Linked DNA regions of Homo sapiens: regions 2, 3 and 4 are each linked to region 1. Evidence: read pairs that join two places in POLR2A ChIA-PET (ENCODE). Cell type or tissue: MCF 10A. All regions are shown on one strand.

Region 1 (4,000 bases):
AAGATGATGTTTGAGAAAGGTGAACCAACTCAAACTAAGGTAAGAATTGGGCGGGTTTGAAACTTGAGAAAGCCAATTCAAGCACTAAACAAAGCTGTTTTTCCAATCTAGCTATTTTGAGTAGAGGCGAATATGTGGTCAGTATGTCTTTTGATTCCAGTTAGATAAGTTAATAGTCTCAAATGCATTATTTACATAGATGCTAAGATTTGTGAGTCTCTGACACAATTTCATGTTAAATCAGGTTCACACTGGGATTCAAATTGGTATCTAGAAATGAAGAGAGTTTAATACCGATTGGATTATGTGTTTTTGTACACTTGCCCTTTTAAATTGTCTTCCTGTGTTCTTTATCATTTGTAGCTTTGGGGGTGGAATTACTGCTGAATAGCTCTCTGCTTGGACACAGCTGCAGACTGAGTGTTAAGGCCGGAGTTTAACATTAAGACTGAGGCTTACTTGTCTCTGCTAGCTGAATCCCTTCTCTTCTTCTCAACTTCCTCATCTGTGCCTTCCAACAAATGTTTTCTATCAGCTAAAATCCTCTCTCAGGCAAAATCAATGAAGATAGCCAGACTAGCTATAGCTTTCGGGAGTTTTGACTTGCAAATGCACAGGGTTGCGTTTTCCTACAACTGCTAATGAAATTTGATCCTTCATGTGGATTGCAGACCTCGTCCCCAGAGGGAATTACTTAACTAGAAAATGAGTTACATATGCTGGTGATTTATAACACAATCCAGAGGCCACAGAGCTGGTAAATTTTTCCAGTTTTCTCATACTTTCCTATATATCTGGCTTTGTACATGGGGATGGTTCGTTACAACAGTCGTTATAATGAAATAAACAGACCTGATGGGGAGCAAAACCATCTGTTACTCTAGATTCCACCTAGATGGGAAAGCTGGATTTTTTTTAAGCTAAATATTTGGCCCAAGTCCCTATGTTTGGAAAGTAATATAATAATATTAAGCATTCTTTCTGAGATAAAAAATAACTCATCCTGTAGTCTTCAGTTATATTAGATGTGATATTGTCAATCCCTTCCCATGACTTGCAGTGCCAGTCACTTTTCTACTTAGAATTAGAAAAGTTCTTGAATGTTTGCGGGTCATGTTTGAAGTTGTGCGAGTTTTTGACGATGTGTAAAGCTACAACACTTCTCTGTGCATGAGCTTTAGCTCTACTTTAACAGTGAAACCAGTTGGCAAGAGATGTAACCACAAAGCAGTTTTATAACGTTTCTTAACTCTCTTCCCTCTCAAGTTTTTAGACCTTTAGTCCTGCCAACTCCTTCTTTCCCCTTTATGGTTTTAATTTAAAAATTTGTTTTATTTAAATGGGAAGAAGAATTTTAAGTGGAAGGAAAAAATGTCAGAAATCCTAAATAGAGAGGAAGGGGTTTTGTTGTGACTCAAAGCACCATTGTAAGTCTCCTCCTCCCAGACCCTGCTAGGAACAGGACAGCTGATGTCATGCCAGTACACACAATGTAGATTCAGTGCAAAAGGCTGCTGCATGTTGAAACTGGCCAAAGGTAGGAAATGACTGGGACTGTAGCAGACAAAAATGCTGATTATGTGTAAGGATATGGTGAGACACTTTTTCTCATAAATATCTAGTGAGATATGGGTCAGAACAAGCCTATCTCCCTAAGGCTGCTTGGAGAGGAGAAAAACTTTCCATATAAGATCTTACTAGTCCGGGCGTGGTGGCTCAAGCCTGTAATCCCAGCATTTTGGGAGGCAGAGGTTGGGGGATCACTTGTGGCCAGGAGTTCGAGACCAGCCTGGCCAACATGGTGAAACCCCGTCTCCACTAAAAATACAAAAATTAGCCAGGCATGGTGGCGTTGCTGGTAGTCACAGCTACTTGGGAGGCTGAGGCAGGAGAATCACTTGAACCTGGGAGGTGGAGGATGCAGTGAGCCGAGATCATGCCACTGCACTCCAGCCTGGGCAACAGAGTGAGACTCTGTCTCAAAAAATATATAAAAATAAAAATAAAGATCCTACTAGATGGCTGATAGCACTGGGCCACCAGATTGATTGCTAAAGGTATAGGAAGATGGAAGAGGCTGGGCACGGTGGCTTACATCTGTAATGAGAATTTAGGGAGGCCCAAGGCAGGAGGATTGCTTGTGCCCAGGAGTTTGAGACCAGCCTGGGCAACATAGCCAGACCTCGTCTCTACTAAAAATTTAAAAATTAGCCAGGTGTGGTAGTATGCATTGATAGTCCCAGCTACTTAGGAGGCTGAGGCAGAAGATTGCTTGAGCATGAGAGTTTGAGGTTGCAGTGAGCCATGATCGCCACTGCACTCCAGCCTGGGCAACACAGTAAGATCCCTGTCCCTTAAAAACAAGAAGATGGAAGAGACATAAGATTCACCTGGGCTTCTAGGTTTCATTGCTTTTTGTGTGTGCCATTTTTAATTTCCTGATTTGTCACTTAATGGACTGCTTAGGGAGTGGAAAACACAGCCACCCTTGGTTTTATTGCTGTTTGTAAATAAGCATCATTGTCCATACTGAAAACAGTCTAGATTATATTTATTTATTTATTTATTTATTTTTGAGACAGAATCTCTCACTGTTACTCAGGCTGGAGTGTATTGGTGCGATCTCGGCTCACTGCAACCTCCATCTCCCAGGTTCAAGTAATTCTCCTGCCTCAGCCTCCCAAATAGCTGGGATTATAGGCGCCCGCCACCACGCCCAGCTAATTTTTGTATGTTTAGTAGAGACGGAGTTTCATCATATTGGTCAGGCTGGTCTTGAACTCCTGACCTCAGGTGATCTGCCTGCCTCAAGCCTCCCAAAGAGCTGGGATTACAGGCATGAGCCACCACGCCCAGTCTCAGTCTAGATTATTTTTAACAGTTCTGTCAGGTATTCTATAGTCTGAGCTCAACCTACCTGTATAGTCTCACAGCCAATCTTATACTCAAACCTTGGAATACTCATCCCCCAACTGCTACTTTTTGAATCTTTTATTCTTAATATTTCACGTTTTAACTTCAGTGTGTTTATACTTTTTGAAATGAGACCAGAACATAGTAGACTTTATAGAGAAGACCAGTTTTACCTAGATTCCAAAGGAAGAATTAAACTGCTGTTATTGTTTGAAATGCGTTTTTTTTTTGTTTTTGTTTTTTTTTTTTTTATGGAGATAGGGTCTTAACTCTGTTGCCCAGGCTGGAGGAGTACAGTGGTACAGTTATGGCTCACTGCAGCCTTGACCCCTCTGCCTCAGCCTCCCAAATAGCTGGGGCCACAGGTGTGTACCACCACTCTCAGCTAATTTTTAAAATTTTTTATGGAGACAGCGTTTCGCTATGTTGCCCAGACTGTTCTTAAACTCCTGGGCTCAAGTGATCCTCCTGCCTTGGCCTCCCAAGCTGGTGAAATTACAGGCATGAGCCACCACACCCAGCCTGAAATTCTTAAAGGATGAGAATGTCAATGACAGAGCACCTTGGCATCATTGTGACTAACCTGGGAGACAGGGAAGAAGCACGCCATGGGAAGTGTTTACATTTGGGTACAGCTGTGCTAAGTACTGTGGAGCCCATAGCCTTGAGGTAGACGGCTACTTTGCCTTTTTTCTTGAACTGTCTTGCAGAATGTGGATTTGGGGTAAGTGGTCTTGAAGCACTCATTTAGTCACCCTCAAATTAAGATTTTTACTTCATCTTTCTTGGGCCTGTACCTCCAAGATGACAAAGAAAAGAAGAAACAATGGTCACACCAAAGAGGGCCGCAACCAGGTGTACGCTATTCACTGCAGCCAATTTGCTGCATAAACTGTGCCCATTGTGTGCCCAATGACAAGGCTTATTAAGAAATTCATCATAGGCCGGGCGCGGTGGCTCACGCCTGTAATCCCAGCACTTTGGGAGGCTGAGGCGGGCGGATCACGAAGTCAGGAGATTGAGACCATCCTGGCTAACACGGTGAAACCCTGTCTCTACTAAAAACACAAAAAAATTAGTTGGGCGT
Region 2 (4,000 bases), 570 kb before region 1:
ACAGAGCAAGACTCTGTCTCCGAAAAAAAAAAACAACAAAAAAAACCTCATTTAATATACATTAACACTGAACTACGTATCAGTCGCTAGCACTGTAACGCATGCCTGAATGAAACTTATCTAACACATGTATTTCCTCCATAAGGCACATCACAGCCTTCTTGCACTTAGAACACAAGATAGCACTTTGTACTACACTTGGGAGTCAATTTTAAATAGCAAAATCACCAACAAAAAGGAGAAAAATGCAAAAAATGTAGTTATACTAACTAGACCGCAAAGAGGCCAATTGTTTATACTATGAGAGCTGATGCAAGAAGACACAGCATCACCTTGTTTGACCTCAGCCAGGAATATAGGAGTGACTCAAATTTTTTGCCACTTTGCACATGTCCATGAATGACCGCAAAAGTGCCGTGAGTGTTTTTGGAGTTAGAAATAAATTTTATCAAGTAGGCAAATTTGCAAATACAGAATCTGTGAATAATAGGAACCAGCTCTAGCTACTCAGGAGGCAAAGGCAGGAGGATCACTGGAGGGCAGGAATTTGAGGCCAAAGAAATATGATCATGCCACTGCACTCCAGCTTAAGCAACAGAATAATACTCGGTTTCCAAAAAAAAAAAAACAGGGCCAGGTGCAGTGGCTCACGCATACCAGCACTGCACTTTGGGAGGCTGAGGTGGGCAGATTATTTGAGCTTAGGAGTTTGAGACCAGCCTGGGCAACACTGCAAAACCCCATCTCTACAAAAAAATACAAAAAGTTTAGCCGGATGTGATGGCACACACCTGTGGTCCCTGCTACTTGGGGAGCTGAGGCAGGAGGATTGCTTGAGCACAGGAGGTCAAGGCTGCAGTGAGCTATGTTCACACTACTGCACACCAGTCTGGGTGACAGAGTGAGACCCTATGTCAAAAAAAAAAAAAGATTGGCTATAAAATAGTTAATTTTTATTCCTCATCTTATTTGACCTATCAGCCACATTTTACACAGCTGACCATCACTCATTCTGATTTCCAATATTTGAGTTACTCTTGATTTTCCTCCTACCTCACTGACAATCCCTCTTCAATGTCCCCAAACTCCAAATGCTAAAGAAGCCCAGATCCATTGACTCATCTCTACAATACTTACCTCTCAGTAATCCCATCTAGTCACATGACTTTGATCACACTACACCTATGTTAAAGAGATATTATTCCACAGTTCTTGGATGCTCTATTTTTCTCCCTGCCCTTTCCTTTGTTCTCTGTTTTCGTTGTGGGTAATTTCTACTGACCTATCTTCAAGTTCACTGATTCTTTTCTTAGCTGTGTCAAGTCTACTAATAAACCCAAACATATACTTCACCTGTGTCACCATTTTTTTTTTTTAGACAAGGCCTCACTCTGACACCTAGGCTGGAGTGCAGTGGTGCGATGTTGGCTCACTGCAACCTCTGCCCACTGGGCTCAAGCAATCCTCCCACTTCAGCCTCCTGAGTAGCTGGGACCACAGGGTGTGCACCACCATGCCTGGCTTTTTTTTTTTCTTTTGTATTTTTAGTAGAAATGGAGGCTTGCCATGTTGCCCAGGCTGGTCTTGAACTCTTGAGCTCAAGCAATCTGTCTGCCTCGGCCTCCTAAATTGCTGGGATTACAGGCGTGAGCCACCACACCATTTTTATTTCTAACATTTCCATTTGACTTTTTCATATAGTTTCTAACCCTCTGCTGAAATTCCCCAGCTGTCTGTGCATGTTTTCTACCTTTCCCACTGGAGCCTTTAACATATTATTCATTCTTATTTGAAATTCACTCTCTGATAGTTCCAACAGCTGGGTTATCCTGAGTCTGGTTCTGTTTATTGTTTTGGTTTTTGACAGTGAGTTGCTTCTTTGTGTGCTTTTGGTATGTGTTTTATAATTTTTGCCTGAATGACAGACATCATGGGTAAGACACTAGAGACTAAAGTAAATAGTATTTATCTTCAGAAATGGGAAAACAAGAGAGTACACCTCTTCACTAGGGTGTGTGTGTGCGTAGGGAAGGGGTTGAGTCATCTATTCAGGAACTGAGCTGGGTTTGGATTTTGTTGTTGTTTGGATTACCTTAAGTGTACTACCAGCTTCAAATTCCTCTAGTATGACTTTCTGCTTAGGGTGGGGCTGGTATGTCAGAGGGTTTTTCTCATTGTTCTTGCCACACACTCAGCCTTAGGCTTCATCTCTGCATCTGCCCCAAAGAGGCTCTTTCCATACTCTTGTCCCTCCCCCAGGGGTAGATTGCTGTTGCTTGACTTGACAGCACCAACAGGGAGGTTCTTTGTTGTCCTGGCCCAGTCTCAGTCTCAGGTAGGCCCTATGTCCCTGGGTTACAGGGGTTGGGGCTTTCTCCCAGTGGCAGAAAAACTCTAATAGTCTAAGCCCTTAACAGTTTCCTGCCGTTCCCTCAGGGTTTGTGGGTTTTCTTTTTCTTTTTACTTTTCCCAGACACAATGGAAAACTGGGTTTATTTCCTTTTTCCCAGCGGCTTAAAGCCTTTTTTTCCAAAGGAAAAAAAGGTCCAAGTGGGCCTGTACCACCTACCAAGGCATTCTCTGGTCTCCCTTGTGTCCCCAGCCCCATTTTTCTCCTAAGCAACTGCTGGAGGTCCTTGGAGAAAAACCTACAAGAGGGTATGAACTGTCTTTGTGTCTGCAGCTCCCAAGGATTCTATACGCTCACGCTTGCCTACACTTGGACTTTAGCAATTCATTAATTTTCCTGCTAGTACGCAGCCCTGCTTATTTTCTGTGCTCTGCCACAGGTGAGCCATGCCCACACCCCACCTCTATGAGTTTATTATTTTATAGAACATACAACTTATTCTTGTTTCAGGGTAAGAGTAACATTCTTTCCAGCTTTCTGCATCTTGGGGGAGTCTGGAAATCATCCCATAATTATAAATACCACCTATATAGCCACAACTCCTAAATTTAGATTTCTAGTCTGGACCTCTCTCCTGGACCCCAGACTCATATATCTAGCTGCCTACTGGATAAATCTACTTGGATGGTCTGCCCAACAGATTTTAGGGTGGCCCCCATGATCTGCAGCTCCTGGTGTTTGGGACTTTGTCTAATCCTCTCCCCTTGAGAGTGGGAGGGACTTGTGACTTGCTTCTAACCAACCTTATTAAGCAAAGATGATGGGATGTCATGTTTTATCACAAGGAAATGGGATGTCATTCCTTTGATTATATTATGTATAAGACTGTCTTGCTAGCAGACTTGCTCTCACTCTCCTGCTGGACTTGAAGCAGGCTGCTATGCTGTGAACTGCATACGGAGAGGATCACGTGGCAGGGAGTTACTGGTGGCCTTTAGGAGCTATGGGCAGCCTCCAGCCAAGAACCAACCAAAAAACTGAAGCACTCAGTCCTACAGCCACAGTGAAAAGAATTCTGCCAACAAACTAAGTGACCTTGGAAGTAGATTCTTCTCTAGTCTAGCCTCCTGCTAAGAACTCAGCCCTAGCCAATGCCTCAGTTGCAGTTTGGTGTGAGACCGCAAAGCAAAGAACCCAGTTAAGATATGCCTGACCCCACACAAACTGTGAGATAATAAATGTGTGTTGTTTTAAGCTATTAGCTTTGTGGTGATTTGTTCTGCAGCACAGAAAACCAACACAGATAATATTACAGACATAACATGCCTAAAAACCAAATTCCTGATTGCCAACATTCCCCCAAAAAGAAATGGAAAACATCATCCAGCATTGTCCATCTCAATAAATGGCAATTATATATATACGTCTGTGTGTGTGTGTGTGTGTGTGTGTGTGTGTGTGTGTGTGTGTGTGTGTGTGTGTATGTATATATATAATTTTTTTTTTGAGATGGGGTGAGTCTACACTATGTTGCCCAGGCTGGTCTGGAACTCCTGGGCTCAAGGAGTCCTCCCACCTGAGCCTCCCAAGCAGAGGGGATTATAGGCATGCACTACCACGCCCGGGTCAAGTAATTTCATTCTTAACAGT
Region 3 (4,000 bases), 170 kb before region 1:
AGACCATTTTGGCTAACACCGTGAAACCCCGTCTCTACTAAAAATACCAAAAAAAAAAAAAAAAAATTAGCCAAGTGTGGTGGCACACGACTGTAGTCCCAGCTACTCGGGAGGCTGAGGCAGTAGAATTGCTTGAACCCAGGAGGCGGAGGTTGCAGTGAGTCAAGACAGCGCCATTGCACTCCAGCCTGGGAATAGAGCGAGACTCCGTCTCAAAAAAAAACTATTGATATACATAAATACCTGTGAAACCGGCTGGGCGCGGTGGCTCACGCCTGTAATCCCAGCATTTTGGGGGGCCGAGGCGGGCGTATTACAAGGTCAGGAGATCGAGACCATCCTGGCTAACACGGTGAAACCCCTGTCTCCACTAAAAATACAAAAAATTAGCCGGGCGTGGTGGCGGGCGCCTGTAGTCCCAGCTACTCGGGAGGCTGAGGCAGGAGAATGGCATGAACCCGGAAAGGAGGAGCTTGCAGTGAGCCAAGATCGCGCCAGTGCACTGTAGCCTGGGCGACAGAGCGAGACTCCGTCTCAAAACAAACAAACAAACAAACAAACAAACAAACAAACAACAAACCTGTGAAACCTTCACCACATCGACATAATGATTTTGCCCATTTCCCCCAAAAGTTTCTTCATGCTGCTTTATAATCCCTCCCACATGCTGTTCCCTGCCCCCCACCCCCAATCCCCAGCTAACCACCAATCTGCTTCTGTCACTGTATATTAGTTTGCATATTTTAGATTTTATATAAGTGGAGCCATACAGTATCTACTTTCTTCTGCCTCACGTCTTTCACTTAGCATAATTATTTTGAGATTCATCCACACTTTTGCATATATGAATAGTTGATTCCTTTTTATTGTTGAGTGTTTTTCCATGGCATGGCATGGCATGGGCTGTTTCTGGTTTTGGGTTATTACAAATAAGCTGCTATAAACATTCATGTACCAGTCATTATACAGATATATGCTTTCATTTCTCTGGAATAAATACCTAAGCTTGGAATGGCTAAGTCTAAAGGTAGTAAATGTTCATTTTAAAAAATAAACTACTAGGCCAGCTGCAGTTGCCCATGCCTGTAATCCCAGCTACTTGGGAGGCAGAGGCATGAGAATCTGCCTAGGAGGCAGAGGCTGCAGTGAGCCAAGATCGAGCCACTGCACTCCAGCCTAGGTGACTGGAGACAGTGAGACTGTCAAAAAAATAAAATAGGCCAGGCGTGGTGGCTCACACCTGTAATCCCAGCACTTTGGGAGGCTGAGGCAGGCGGATCACAAGGTCAGGAGTTTGAGACCAGCCTGGCCAATATGGTAAAACCCCATATCTACTAAAAACACAAAAATTAGCCGGGCATGGTGGCAGGTACCTGTGGTCCCAGCTACTTGGGAGGCTGAGGCAGGAGAATTGCTTGAACCTGGGAGGCAGAGGTTGCAGTGAGCCAAGATCGCGCCACTGCACTCCAGCCTGGGTGACAGCGAGACTCTGTCTCAAAAAATATATATAAAAAATAAAAAATAAAAAAATAAAATAAGGCCTGGCATGGTGGCTCATGCTTGTAATCCCAGCACTTTGGGAGGCCGACAAGGGTGGATCAGACCACCTGAGGTCAGGAGTTTAAGACCAGCCTGGCCAACATGGTGACACCCCATCTCTACTAAGAATACAAAAATCAGCCAGATATGGTAGCAGGCATCTGTAATCCCAGCTACTCGGGAGGCTGAGGCAGGAAAATTGCTTGAATCTGGGAGGTGGAGGTTGCAGTGAGCCACAATCGCACCACTACACTCCAACCTGGGCAACGGAGCAAGACTCCATCTCAAAAACAAAAAAAAGGAGGTAGGGCATGGTAGCTCATGGCTGTAATCCTAGCACTTTGGGAGTCCAAAGTGGAAGGATTGCTTGAGCTAAGGAGTTTGAGACCACCCTAGGCAACATGGCGAGACCCTGTTTCTACAAAACATACAACAATTAGCCAGGGGTGGTGGCTACCTCGGCCTCCCAAAATGCTGGGATTATAGACATGAGCCATTGTGCTAGGCCCTTTCACCAATAGTATGAGAAAAAATGTAGTGAAGGAAGCCCCGGCATCCTTGAAGAGCTCTGTGATCACTCTTCTCTAGAGTTCAGACCTTAACAGTGGGAACTGTAGTCACTGAATTTGTAAACCTAACTGGGACCCAGTAGTGGCACCCAACCACCAAAGGCAAGGTGGATATGATTACTGTAATGGACAGCAGCAGGAAAGCAGCAATCAAAATAGTCTGACTCACACTGACCTATGGCATTGGCTAGTTGATCAAGATGTTCCCAGAAATGAATAGATAGGAAGCCTACTAAATTCTTACTTAATCTGAACAAGTAGGAAATTCCTCGGTCGAATGAAAATAAATACCTGAATCATGAATCATGAAAACGAGTCAGAGTCCATCAGTCAATTCCCAAACTTGAGCCAGTTGACAGACTCAGAGCTCCTTGAGTGAACAGGACCTCAAGTTCTCTTGAAGAAGGACCCTGGGTCTACCTGTATACTATTACTTTTTCTGCTGACCTTGTAACAGAGTGTGCATTGGGAAAAAGGAAATAATCAGACCTTTTGGGGGACTACTGGGCACTGGCTCTGAGCTGACATTAATCCCAGGAGATCCAAAATGTTATTGTGGTCTACCCATTAATCAAAAAAGCTTTAGCTCAGGCCCATCTCACAGTGAAACTAGTGTGTCCCCAAACCCATCCTGTGGTTATTTCACAAGGTCCAAAATGTGTAATTGGAATATACATACTCAGCAGCTGACAGAATCCCCACACTGACTCCCTTACCTGTGGAGTGAGGGCTACTGTGGTGGGAAAGGCCAAATAGGAGCCACTAGTGCCTCTACCTAGGAAAACAGTAAAAATAAAACAAATATCCCATTCCTGGAAGAATTAGTGCCATCATCAAGGACTTCAAAGATTCCTTAGTGGTGATTTCTACCATATCCTCATTCAACTTTCCTGTTTGGCCTGTAAAGAATACAGATGGATTTTGGAGAACGACAGTGGATTATTGTAAGCTTAACTAGGTACTAAGTCCAGTCACAGCTTCTGTACCAGATGTGGCTTCATTGCTTGAACAAATTAACACATTCCCTGGTTCCTGGTATGCCGCTATGATCTGGCAAATGATTATTTCTTCCAATCTGTCAATAAGGCCCACCAGAAGTAGTTTGCTTTTATCTGGGAAGGCCAGCGATACAGCTTCGGTCTTCTATCTCAGGAGTATATTAATTTGCCAGTTGGGTAGAATTTACCTGCAAAACCATCTGGCCCAAGGAAGTTTCTTTTTTTGAGATGGAGTTTTGCTCTTGTTGCCCAAGCTGGCGTGCAATGTCGCGATCTCAGCTCACTGCAACCTCCACCTCCCAGGTTCAAGCAATTCTACTGCCTCAGCCTCCCAAGTAGCTGGAATTACAGGCATGCACCACCATGCCCGGCTAATTTTGTATTTTTAGTAGAGACGGGGTTTCTCCATGTTGGTCAGGCTGGTCTCAAATTCCCGAACTCAGGTGATCCACCCACCTCGGCCTCCCAAAGTGCTGGGATTACAGGAGTGAGCCACAGTGCCCAGCCTATTTTTTTATTTTTAGTAGAGATAAGGTCTTGTTATTGTGCTCAAGCTAGTCTTTAACTCTTGAAGTCAAGTGTTCCTCCCATCTCAGCCTCCCAAAATGCTGAGATTACAGGCATGAGCCATCACACCTGATTTTTTTTTTCTTTTTTCTTTTTTTTAAATGACAGAGTCTCCCTCTGCTGTTGCCCAGGCTGGAGTGTAGTGGCACGATCTCGTGTCACTGCAACCTACGCTACGCCTCCCAGGCTCAAGTGATCCTCCCGCTTCGGACTTCCGAGTAGCTGGGACCTCAGGCATGCACCACGCCCAGCTAATTTTTGTATTTTTGGTAGAAATGGGGTTTCTCCATGTTGGCCAGGCTGGTCTCAAACTCCTGATCTCAAGTG
Region 4 (4,000 bases), 210 kb before region 1:
CAAGAATCAACTATTAAAACATGCATTAAGAAATAACTTTTTGTCAATTCCAAAATTGAGTATGTTCATAGAAAAAACATCCAATGCAAACTTCATTATCTTTATATTAAGAATAGATCCTCTGCATATCAGACTGGAGACTACACTTTTTCTTTTTTGAGATGGAGTTTCGCTCTTGTTGCCCAGGCTGGAGCGCAATGGTGCGATCTCAGCTCACCACAACCTTCGCCTCCGGGGTTCAAGTGATTCTCCTGCCTCAGCCTCCCAAGTAGCTGGGATTACAGGCACGCACCACCATGCCCCGCTAATTTTTGTATTTTTAGTAGAGACGGGGTTTCTCCATGTTGGTCAGGCAGGTCTCGAACTCCCAGCTTCAGGTGATCCAGCCACCGAAGCCTCCCAAAGTGCTGGGATTACAGGCATGAGCCACAGCGCCCGACCCTACACTTTTAAATCTAGACAAGGGGCCGAGTGTGGTGCCATACGCCTGTAATCCCGACACTTTGCAAGGCAGAGGAGGGCAGGTCACATGAGGTTGCATGTTTGAGACTGGCCTGGCCAACATGGTGAAACCCTGTCTCTACTAAAAATACAAATATTAGCTGGGCATGGTGGCTGCACGCCTGTAATCCCAGCTACTCTGGAGGCTGAGGCACAAGAATCTCTTGAACCCTGGAGGCGGAGGCTGCTGTGAGCCGAGATCACACCACTGCACTCCAGCCCAGCGACAACATGAGACTCTGTCTCAAGAAAATAAAAAAAAAAATTAGTTAAATAATAATCACCATCCTTGCGCTCTATTTCACACGTATTTTACATCTACTAATAAAATTCAATAAAGGGGAAACAGCAATACCGTGAAAAACAGAATTCTAATTGTTTCTTCAGACATTCTTTTAGGTCTTCTGTAGAAACTGCTGAATTGCTTTCTCCTGATGGTAGAAAAGAAGAGGGAAAAAAAGTTAATAGCATGTTAGTAGAGGTGATAAATCTGACATACTGTTGTACTCAGAAGCCACAAAGTATCTACAATCAAAATTCACCACAAAGCTATTGTTTCAGAGAAACAGGGTCTCCCTTTGTTGCCCAGGCTAGAGTACAGTGGTGTGATCACAGCTCAGTATAGCCTCAACCTCCTGGGCTCAAATGATCCTCCCACCACAGCTTCTTGAGTAGCTAGGACCACAAACTTGTGCCATGATACCCAGCTAACTTTTTATTTTTATTTTTTTGTAGAGACAGGCTCTCATTATGTTGCCCAGACTGTTCTCAAACTCCTGGGCTCAAGCAATCCTCCTACCTTGGCCACAGGCATAAGCCACTGTGCCTGGCCCAAACTGTATTTTTTATTATTTTTATAATTTGGACAGTTCAAAGTCTAACTAATTTCTGTCAATCTAGATATTCTTTCATCAGATACATTTCATATTAGTTTAAGGTTATCTTTATCAAAAAATTAACAATGCACAATACTAAAAGCACTTAAAGGCCGGGCATGGTGGCTCACGCCTGTAATCCCAGCACTTTGGGAGGCCAAAGGCAGGTGGATTACTTGAGGTCAGGAGTTTGAGACCAGCCTGGCCAACATGGTGAAACACCATCTTTACTAAAAATACAAAAATTAGCCAGGTGTGGTGGCGCGTGCCTGTAATCCCAGCTACTCGGGAGGCTGAGACAGGAGTATCACTTGAACCCAGGAGGCAGAGATTGCAGTGAGCCAAGATCACGCCACTGCACTCCGGCCTGGGCAACAGAGCGAGACTCCCTCTCAACAACAACAAAAAAACAACAACAAAAAAACACCAATTGCTTACCATATCACTTCAACTCTATGTTCAAAGTAGGCAGTTGTTTATATATAGACACACAAAATTTTTTTTTCAGACACAGTTTCACTCTGTCACCCAGGTTGGAGTGCAGTGGCATGATCTTGGGATTATAGGTGCATGCCACCATGCCCAGCTAATTTTTTTTTTTCAGTATAGGACAGTGTTTCACCATGTTGGCCAGGCTAGTCTCAAACTCCTGACCTCAAGTGATCTGCCCGCCTGGGCCTCCTAAAGCGCTGGGATTACAGGCATGAGCCACCCCGCCTTTTTTTCTGTTATCTTTAATTTCACGCTTTCCTTTAATAGAACCCTCATAAACAATCTTAACATTACAAAAGTCATGTTATCTGAAAACAATGTAACAATCAACTAACATTTCATTAACGTAACCTTCTTTTCAAATAAGAAAATAATGCCATAGGTTTATCAGAACAAGTATAAAGAGACCATGGGTGGGGGGTGTCCTGTACTGAATTCTCATTTTAACAATAAAACCATAAAGTTTACCGGAAACATCATATATTTGGTAACTCAGATCTTCTGGTCCTAAAATCATCCCATCAGTTGATTCTTCAATGCCTGTAGTATTTCTTGTGGTTTCACAAGATGAAGAATACATTACTTCATATTCTTTACATATATCTTCTGAGAGCTCTGCATTACCTGTATTAAAGACAGACACTGAAAGTAAATGGGAATTATTTAAATTCTATTCTCAGGAACTCTGGGCAGTATGTCACCTATAAAAAGATTTTAAGGATTTCTACCAGTTTGAAATATGTCCGCATGGTTTTAAGCAAGAGTTATCATTCCGAGGGAGATAAGTTTTGACAATTACAGATAAACTAAAATGATCAACAATTGCTAAAACGTATATAGCATTATCCATGTATCAGACTACTCCATGCACTTTATTCATTTAATTATCAGAAAATCCTGTGCTGTAATTAAGATTGCTTCTGTTTTACAGATGGAGGGAAAAAAGCATAGAGAAATTAAGTTATTTGCCCAAGGTCGAACAGTGAGTAAATAGCAGAGTCAATGATGGTAGATAAAAACTAATTTATAAATATAATTATTATAGATGGGTTGCATGCTGGACCCAAAAACACGGCTACTACTTGAAATTAGTGGCAATCTATTCATGTTAGATATAAATGAGAATTATATACAAACTACATGTTAAACATTTATAAATGCTGGATGCAGTATGTTTAAAGGAAGAAAAATTGATAAATATACTTAATCAAATAATCAAAGGATATATCCTGGCCAGGCATGGTGGTTCACACCTGTAATCCCAGCACTTTGGGAGGCCGAGGCTGGTGGATCACTTGAGGTCAGGAGTTCGAGACCAGCCTGGCCAATATGGTGAAACCCCATCTCTACTAAAAATACAAAAATTAGCCGGGTGTGGTAACCGGGTGTGGGATTACAGGCATGAGATAAAGCCAGGCGCCTGTAATCCCAGCCACCCGGGAGGCTGAGGCAGGAGAACTGCTTGGACCCGGGAGGTGGAGGTTGCAGTGAGTGAAGACTGCGCCACTGTACTCCAGCCTGGGTGACAGAGGAAGACTCTGTCTCAAAAAAAAAAAAAAAAAAAAGAGATGTGTCTCAAGTTCAGTAAACTTGCTTGGCCATACATTTAACCAAACTGTGATTTTTATGACCAAATATTTAAGACTTACCCTCAGGATGAGCACCTGATGTAGCTGCTATTTCATGCCAAGAGCTTTCAGTTCCATGAGTTACTGGGGTGGCATCAGTATTTCCAGGAGCAATTTCTTGCCATACTTTGGCATTAGGATTTAAACCAGTTCCTTTAGATGCTACCTGCTAAATAATCGAAGGATCTATTTGTAAATTTTTAAAATCAGAGCATGAAAATTACAGATTCAGATAAAATCACTTTTCCATTACTTAAAAGTGGGGGAGAAACCCAATAATTATATTTAACAAATAATAAATAATATTAAAGTTTTGATCAACTTGAAAATGTGAGACATCTATATAAAATTTAGCTTCCTATATAATAAAAAATAGGTATCTCTAAATATTAAAACAGAAATACTGCCTAGGTGCAATGGCTCACGCCTGTAATTCCAGCACTTTGGGAGGCTGAGGCAGGAGGATCACATAAGCCCAGGAAGTTCGAGGCTACAGTGAGCTAT

The links. Peaks named below come from ENCODE experiments on the same cell type or tissue, not always from the same donor. Only the 100,000 strongest peaks of a DNase experiment are listed, where the experiment ranks them.
Region 2: POLR2A ChIA-PET joins it to region 1 with 5 read pairs; 2 of 35 experiments call an interaction of 5 or more read pairs at or near these places.
Region 3: POLR2A ChIA-PET joins it to region 1 with 5 read pairs; 3 of 35 experiments call an interaction of 5 or more read pairs at or near these places.
Region 4: POLR2A ChIA-PET joins it to region 1 with 5 read pairs; 5 of 35 experiments call an interaction of 5 or more read pairs at or near these places.

What each region holds. Positions count from the first base shown.
Region 1 is chr12:50,218,060-50,222,059 of GRCh38, reverse strand. It overlaps LIMA1 (LIM domain and actin binding 1), which reads left to right. Exons shown (of 11, transcript NM_016357.5): 4 at 1-39. Among named protein-coding and RNA genes, the nearest start is that of MIR1293, 14 kb to the left of the region's middle. RefSeq lists enhancers at 1-176, 2,657-3,856. In MCF 10A, no CTCF peak of the experiment used is centred here; DNase peaks (open chromatin) are centred at 659, 1,509 and 3,469.
Region 2 is chr12:50,785,117-50,789,116 of GRCh38, reverse strand. All of the region lies in intron 2 of ATF1 (activating transcription factor 1), which reads right to left. Among named protein-coding and RNA genes, the nearest start is that of ATF1, 23 kb to the right of the region's middle. RefSeq lists an enhancer at 1,058-1,987. In MCF 10A, no CTCF peak of the experiment used is centred here; DNase peaks (open chromatin) are centred at 356 and 2,116.
Region 3 is chr12:50,388,832-50,392,831 of GRCh38, reverse strand. All of the region lies in intron 1 of FAM186A (family with sequence similarity 186 member A), which reads left to right. Among named protein-coding and RNA genes, the nearest start is that of FAM186A, 5.8 kb to the left of the region's middle. In MCF 10A, no CTCF peak of the experiment used is centred here; a DNase peak (open chromatin) is centred at 2,351.
Region 4 is chr12:50,427,427-50,431,426 of GRCh38, reverse strand. It overlaps LARP4 (La ribonucleoprotein 4), which reads right to left. Exons shown (of 16, transcript NM_052879.5): 2 at 3,518-3,665; 3 at 2,337-2,492; 4 at 857-932. Among named protein-coding and RNA genes, the nearest start is that of SNORD133, 27 kb to the left of the region's middle. In MCF 10A, no CTCF peak of the experiment used is centred here; no DNase peak of the experiment used is centred here.